Linked DNA regions of Homo sapiens: region 1 is linked to region 2. Evidence: chromatin loops called from intact Hi-C (ENCODE). Cell type or tissue: endothelial cell of umbilical vein. All regions are shown on one strand.

Region 1 (4,000 bases), 190 kb before region 2:
TAATGTCTCTACATTTTGGGACATATTATGTCTGGCCCACACTTAAGGAATGAAGGATTATGCTCCTCCCCTTTAGGATGGAGAATCTACATGATTTATTTGAAATTCTTCTGCATGGGAGATTTGTCTCTTCTCTACCTTTTTTTAAGTTATTCAACAATGTATGTATATCAGTGTGGACTCGTGGATATTTATTTTGTACATTGAGCTATAATCCAGTACTATTTTATTTATCTTGTTGCTCAAATTTTTCCCACTTTGGCCATTGGCAGCTCTCTCAATTGGCTCCTGTGCCCCTTTGACATGCACATCAATGCGGGTTTTTTTGTTTTGTTTTGTTTTTCAGAATTTCCTTACTTCCTGACACTGTAAAACGTCACAGGCTCATTATGTATTATTCCTTGCCCTAATCCTAGTATCAGCCATTTCTCCAATTGTACTGTATTTTCATCTTTACTATCAATTTTAGTTCTTTCAACAGTTATCTGTTCAATAAATAGTCATGAGGTTCCTCTTTCCTTTCACTTCCAACAAAGAAGATATGAGAGGCAGACACAACGAAATAGGCTCAAAAGCTGTAGATTCCTATGGGAGAACGAAGCAGACTTGCATCTCCTTTTCTATGCTTGTTCCCCGCAAGTAAGACACACTCTCAGGCTGTCAAAGGGGAAATCCATCTGCAAGAGGAAGTCACTACATGGAATGCCTCAGAGCATCGCTAGAGAGTCCTTTGCCTCCAAAAGACCCTCTGCTTTCTCCTTCCTGCAGGAAAGTGTTCTTGCATCTCATCTTGCAAAGAGACGACAAGCATCCAGCACATCTATGTGCTCCAGAGATGGTCCAAACTCTGGTGTCAACAAAAAGGATAAAAGGAGCCCAGGGAAAGTCTTTAATGAAGACAGAAATATCCACAAGCCCTTCAACTCAGATGCCCTTATGAGAGTTGCCACAGTGTGTTAAGTGGCCTGTGGATCTTTCCATGAAGCAGCCTCAAGTAGGAGGAACTGAGTGCCATTTCTTAAGGGCACTGGAAGTATGTTGGTAGCATCACAACATACTGGGAAGGAGACCCAGCAAATCATGTGGTCCTGAAGGTGCCAATGAATGCATGGAGGGAAGGAGCTAGAACAGCTGACTGGAGTTTCCCTCTGATGGTACTCAGGCTGCTTCCTTCAGAAAACCTTCTCTGGTCCATGGGCTGGCCTGAGCTGGGCATCTGTGAGCACCTAAGGCTGCAAACTCTCATTCACTTATTATCCAATGTTTTATTCTGCCCCTGTTATAAGCCAAGCACTAAGCTAGGTGCTAGGGATAGAAAGATGAATTTATCCTCTGAGGTCTTAAACTCACAAAACAGGAATCACAAAGGTATCAACATGAAGTTATAATACTTGTGCTGTGATAGGTGACAAGATGCAAGAGAGAATAAGAATACCTAGAGAAGGGAAGATTGTGTAGATGAGGAAGCATCTAAGCAGAGTCTTAAAGGATGACAATTAACCCTTCAATTCCTTTGATGTTTCCACTCTTCCGCCTTTCTACATATTTTCTATTACGATACTATATTCTTCCCTCCGTTTACTCAGCTACTTTCTTTCTTTTTGTCTCCTTTTATAGTCACTTTTTTTATTTGCTCTCTGTATCAATCAGGGTTCCACCAGAGAAATAGAGCTAGTAGGATTTGTGTGTCTATGTATATGTACACGTGTGTGTGTGTATGTGTGTGTGTGTGTTGTATGGAGAAAGAAAGTCAGAGACAGAGAGAGATTTATTGCAAGGAAATGGCTAACACAATTTCACACAATGACCTGGCTAGGCAAATCTGAAATCTGTAGGGCAGGATGTCAGGAAGCACAGGCTGGAAACTCTCCTGCGGAAGCTGATGCTGCAGTCCACGGGCGGAGTTTCTTCTTTGTCAGGGAAACCTGGGTTCTGTTTTTAAGGCCTTTTAATTTATTGGATCAGGCTCACCCCAATTATTTGGAACAGTTTCCCCTTAGATTCAACTGATGGTAGATGTTAATCCCATCTATAAAATACATTCACAGCAACATCTAGATGAGTGTTGGGTTGAGTAATTAGAGACTATAGTGGAAATACAATAAAAGAAGGTGAAGCAGAGAAAAGAATAAGTACTCTAGCCTGGGGATCAGGAAGGTTTCACAGTGGAATCTCACATGAGCTGGACTTCAGAACATCAGTGGTACTTTCCTGAGAACAAAAGCAGAGTTGGGCATGGCAAGCCTAAGGAATAGCATATATGAAGAGGCACAAGCACAATGTCCCTAGAGTCCAGGGTGAAAGGAGCATAGGAGTGTGTGGCAGGGAAGAGAGGTGGAGGGAGGTAGGGGAGGTGGAGATGTGAGAGGGTGGTAAGATGTAAAGCCATCTTCTGAAAGCCGATATGGCATGCTCCCAAGTTTGGCCTTTATCCTGAAGGCAGTGAGAGGCAGACTTCCAACTTTGCTTTTGGCCATAGGGCAATTGTACTGTAAATTGATAAAGCAGCATTTGTATTTACTGTTTACAAGCCAGACATAGCAAATGCACACATCCCCGTGGAAATGTTGCTCGCCAGGATCATCAATAATCATGGCAGAGTAGGAACAGGGAGATTACACATACCAAAAACAAGTCAACCATAGCACACAACCCAGCCCATCACCTTACATCACCACATGGCTGAACTTACAGAGACTTTGGGAGGAAAGAAAACCTTCTTAGCTAAAACAAAGGAATATAATCCCCCAAATACTTCTCTCCTCTCTCTTTCACACATGCCAGTTCTGCACCATTTCACACAACTGACAATTCCCTCATCCTTCCAGTACTTGTTTCTCTTGGCTTCTGGGACATCCCATTCTTCTGGTTGTCTTCCTGCTTTGCAGAGTGAGCCTTCTCAGCCTCCTTTGCTGGTTCTTCTTAATGTTGGAGCCCGAGGTCTCAATCTTTGGACCTCTTCCCCATCTTCACTCATTCCTTAAGTGATTTCATCCAAACTTATTACATTAAACACTATCTATGTGCTTTCCCAAATTTATATCTCCAACTCAGACCTCTCCTCTCGATTACAGACTCTATATCCTATTGCCTGCTCAGTATTTCTCCTCAAGATGTCAGGCATCTCAAATGTAAGATGAATTAGAAACAAACAGTTGCTCTTTTGAGACAAGCCTGTTCAGTACACATAAATCATATGAATCATTTTAAAGCATAAATCACAACACTTCAGTCCTCTGCTCAAAACTGTCTAATAGCTTCTCATTTCATTCAGAGTAAAAGCCAAAGCCCTTACGATGTCCTACAAAGCTCTGTCTTATTTCCTTCCCTTTACCTGCCTGAAATTGATCTGACACTCTCCATCTTGATCATTCCACTCCACCCACAATAGCTTCCTTGCTTGTCCTCAAATACATCAGGCACCCATGAGCTTCAGGGCCTTTGCACCTGCTGTGCTCTCTGCTAAGGATGCTCATTCCCCAGGTTATCTCATCTCACTTTCTCATTGACATCATCTTTAACCACCTTATTTAAAATATTACACCAATGCTACCAATGCCCTTTCCAAAACACCCTGTCTTCCTCCTGCTTTATTTTCTCCATAGCACTCATCATTATCTAACATGTTCTATTTTTTTCCTTATTAATTTATTGTTTTTCTGTCTCTCCTGCCACCTCCTCTAGAATGTAACAAGCCATGAGTATTTTTTTCTGTTTTGTTCACTGCTGTATTCCTAGTGCATAAAACAGAACCTGACACATAGTTCTCATTAAATATTTTTTTAACTAATGAATCAATCTAGGAAGAAAGCCCAGGAGTTAAGAGTTTGAGAACCCTAGGTTTGAACCCAGGCTTCATGAGTTATGTTCTTTGTAACATTGGGCATATAATTAATCTTCTTCAGCCTGAGCTGCCTCATCTAAAAAGTGAGGATAGTAATATCTGTTTCATATGTATGTAGCAAAGATTAATTAGTTTTATGTATAAAAATACAATAGA
Region 2 (4,000 bases):
TACAAGAAAAAAATACACCGAAAAAAGTTCAAGGAAATTGACACAAAACAATGAGATATCTTCATCAGACAAAGGAGAATTCTATCATGACCAAGGGCCTTCTTTACAAAATTCTAAAAGACTTCAAGGTAAAAATCATGCTGAAACATCATTTTCACCAAATTATGCATTACAGTCACTGCAACTACCTCTTCATAGTTCAGAAACTAACTTGTCTTTTAATGAATTTTCAGAAAGCTTTAAAACAACTTCCCCTGAGAAAATGAGCATAAGAAAGCCACAGGAGAAATCTGCAGATGGAAAACAATTTTTGCAAAATGATAGGAAAAATCCAAAGTTAGGTAATACTCAAACTCTTTTGAGAAATGATGTTTCTGGACTTTTGAGCAGAACTAAACGAAATATTGTGCCTCCAGGGTGGTATTCTGTATATGTAACAAATAATTATGTTTTTAAAAAATCCCCTAAAGCCAAAAAAGTATCCGAATCCACAACAAAAAACGATCCAGTGAAAAATATTCACATTGAAAGCTCACACAATATAGACCTAAACAAAATTGCAATGAATTCTAATTTACAAGTGGTTGTGAAGCGTTTGGAAGATACAATAAGTATAGCCAAAAAATCCTGGAATAATCAGCCATTATCAGAAGGATATAAAGCATCCAAGAAATTGATAGAAATTGATGGTAAAGACCAACATGCTGACAGAAATATGACTCTTACTCTAAATAGAATGACATGCAAAGAACAGAGCTTATCAAAATCTGTGGTAGCATCCGGCAATATTATCAATAGTCACTGCATGCCTACAGTGGATTTGAATAACAAAAGACTTGAAAATCTGAAAAAGTCATCTATTTTAGATATGGGTCGCTTGATTTCCAGTGTTGAAAATGTACCAGCAAAATATGAAGGTACTGAAAGTTCATCTGTTTCCAACTATTCTAGTCCTATCAAACTCATGTTTTTATCTGAGGTTAAAAGTAGTGAAGGGGTCAAATATACTTTAACTTCAGTTGGCACTTCCCATTCAAATGTTGTTCTCCCTTCTGAAAAACCTACAACCCATCACGTAACTGAAGAAAAAACAGAAACAAATGAGGATATCTCAAATGCGAACTCTGAAAATTATCACTCCAGTCATTATGATACTGATACTTTTCAAAGAGAACTAAACAAATTCAGTCATGCAAAAGAAACTGCAGGATCCTCTACAATGTTTATAGGTGATATAAATAGTGATAAGCCACAAGAAGAACCTAAGGACAATTCAAGCAGTGCTACTGATCCATCTTTTAAAAGAAAACCAGGTAGACCAAAAAAAATAGGTCCCCAAGTTGTGAAACAGATTAAGCGACCAATTGGAAGACCACCAAAGCCTAAAATTGATCAAACAAACATCACTGTTTGCCAGAATGAGCCCTTTAGTGCTGGAAGGAAAAGCCCAGAATGTCTCATATCAGAAGTAAAAGAAGGTATTTATAAAAAGAGTATTACAGTAACTGTTATTTACGGAAGGTCAAGAAGAACTAAAAGGCATGTTTCTGAAGGAAGGGTAAACATAAGCAACCTTATGTCTTTAAACAATAATGCTGGTGATTTTCCAACTGAATATAATAGTCCCAGAAATATTAGTGAAGACAAAATTGACTTGGGTGAAAGAATAAGTGCTGTAGCAAGCTTGACTACTGAAAGTGAGATCTTGGGGTCTGGCTTTGAATATGTGAGACCCATCAAGAACAAATCTGTGATACCTCAGCCTTCCAAGAACATTATTCGACCAAATCAGAAGCCTTTGGCAATAAGTAGGAAGCCTGGTAGACCGGCAAAAGTGAAAATCTCTGGCATATCTGTGACTATTAATAGAACTTCACCTCAGGAAAGAGAAGTAAGTATTAGCAGCTGCTTGCCTCCTTTAGAACAGGATAATACGTCAGGAAAAAATCTGCCTGAAGAAAAGTATGACCAACAGTGCACTCAAATGGATAAAATAAGGCACACTGAAGCTGATATATTTAAAAATGGATCAAAACGTATGATTGCTACTGTACCTTTGAGACATTCTATTAGGGATAGAAAACCATCTCTGCATTTCTTACATTCATTAGCATCTTCTAGCTCACTTATTTATAGAAACGCTCTGCTCCATAAATCATATAAACTGCATTTGCAGAAAAATAAAAGTCAGAAGGAAAAACATAGGCACTCAAAGATGAAAATAGCTTACAAAGATACCCCAAGAAACAGACTTTCGCGGAATGCAAAAAAGTGTTTGGAAGATAATAAATTAGTACCTATTTCTGAAGTATCCTTGGATCCTATAATTTCATCAAACCCTTTGCTCAGGTGGTGGGCTACTTCTGCTTCAAATGATTCCTTATTAGAGGAATTAAACAATAGATTTGAGCAAATAACAAATGCTTGGGTGCAAGTAAGTGGAGATGAAGCTGAAAATTGTATTCATAAAAAAAGAGAACACATTGAAAATGATCATTTCAAAGTAGCAAGCCCTTTGGAAACTTGTCTTTTAGAACTTGAAGTTTCACCTGTAAAAATGCTTTTTCAGAAAAAGTATGATTTGAATGAACTCTGTACTTGGTTTATGCAAACAACAGAAACACAGTCTCTTTCACTAGTTAGAAAAGCAAATGCCCGAAACCCTTTGGAAGTAATAAATACCAGGGGAATCAAATTAGGGACCAAATATTCTGACTTTAATGCCAGCCCCTTCAGAAAGCACTTTAAAAAATTTGCACTCTCTTCTCCTTCAAAATCAGCAGAGAAATTGCATATACTGCATAAAGTGGCTAACTCTCCACTCTTAAATGTGAAAAGTAATTTAGCAATAGCTAGATTAAAAAGGACTGAGTTTAAGAGGTTGCATCATGAAAGGTGGAAAAGAGAGGGAAAGCTGCACAACCATGGAACAGTTGACTGGAACTCTAAAAGGAGAAACTTAAGATTTTTCTGCCAGAACCAATTTTTAAATAAGACTGAGGGAGAAACAAATGCTGACATCCCACTCCAAGGAAAAAGCATAGTAGATAATCAGTGTGTTTTGCCACCTGAGATCAGGGGTGACTTGCAGCAGAGGGTAGTAATGCCTGACTTCAAAATACATGCTAGTTTTGAGAATAAATTTAAGTCAGAAGCAAAAGAGAATGGAACAAATTGCAGCCAAAAAGACTTTCAAAAGGGACCAAGACTAGAAAATGTATGTCCTAATAGTTGGAGGTCAAAAACCTTAAAAGACTGTAGAATATTTTTGAGGAAGCTCAACTGTCTTGAACACAGAAATACTTTTAAGCTAAATACAATCATTTACTCTCCTGAATCTACTGACAGTGGAAATACTCATCAGACTCATATGGAAGAATCAAAGCGCTTTACTTTAAGATCTCATTCTGCTAGGCAAAATTCTTTTAAAAAGCAATCTAAAGAAATAGAAAATGCTAACACAAATAATCCTTCAGCTGATGAATTTGCTGACCATCTTGGCAATAGTAAATTAAGCAAATGTGTTAACTTTGACAAGAATCCTGATAGTTTTGAAGTTCTTAGCAATTTGAACAAAAGAAAAAGACCACCATGGAAGATCACAGAAATGTCAACAAAAAGACATAAACGACAGTCTTGCAACAGTGGACAAATGGCAAACTATTTTTCCAAATCCCTAGGTAAGTTCTTCTCTACTTAATTTTAAAGTTTCATTGTAGGTGCCTTGAGTAAAGTATAACAGGTAGAAAAGGAACAGCTGATGCAGTTTTAATTAGTTTCCAAAATATTTGGACAACCTAATTTCTTGGCACCTAGTATGAAACTCGTGAAATTAGGTGCTGCTAAATGTACCAGTGCGCTTCCCCACCTCTTAATATGTCCAGGATTTCACACAAATAAAAATATATATAGTAGAGACATAGAAATCATCTTTAAAATATATTATTTTAATAATGTAGATGTTATCTCCTTTTGCATTTGGTAGATCTAATAAAAGCAG

The links. Peaks named below come from ENCODE experiments on the same cell type or tissue, not always from the same donor. Only the 100,000 strongest peaks of a DNase experiment are listed, where the experiment ranks them.
Region 1: it touches region 2 in a loop (24-fold over the local background); 1 of 110 quality-filtered maps calls a loop at or near these places.

What each region holds. Positions count from the first base shown.
Region 1 is chr4:18,067,833-18,071,832 of GRCh38, reverse strand. No RefSeq gene overlaps it. Among named protein-coding and RNA genes, the nearest start is that of LCORL, 48 kb to the right of the region's middle. In endothelial cell of umbilical vein, no CTCF peak of the experiment used is centred here; a DNase peak (open chromatin) is centred at 1,812.
Region 2 is chr4:17,873,068-17,877,067 of GRCh38, reverse strand. LCORL (ligand dependent nuclear receptor corepressor like) reads left to right here. Exons shown (of 8, transcript NM_001394446.1): 7 at 1-3,680. Among named protein-coding and RNA genes, the nearest start is that of NCAPG, 64 kb to the right of the region's middle. In endothelial cell of umbilical vein, no CTCF peak of the experiment used is centred here; no DNase peak of the experiment used is centred here.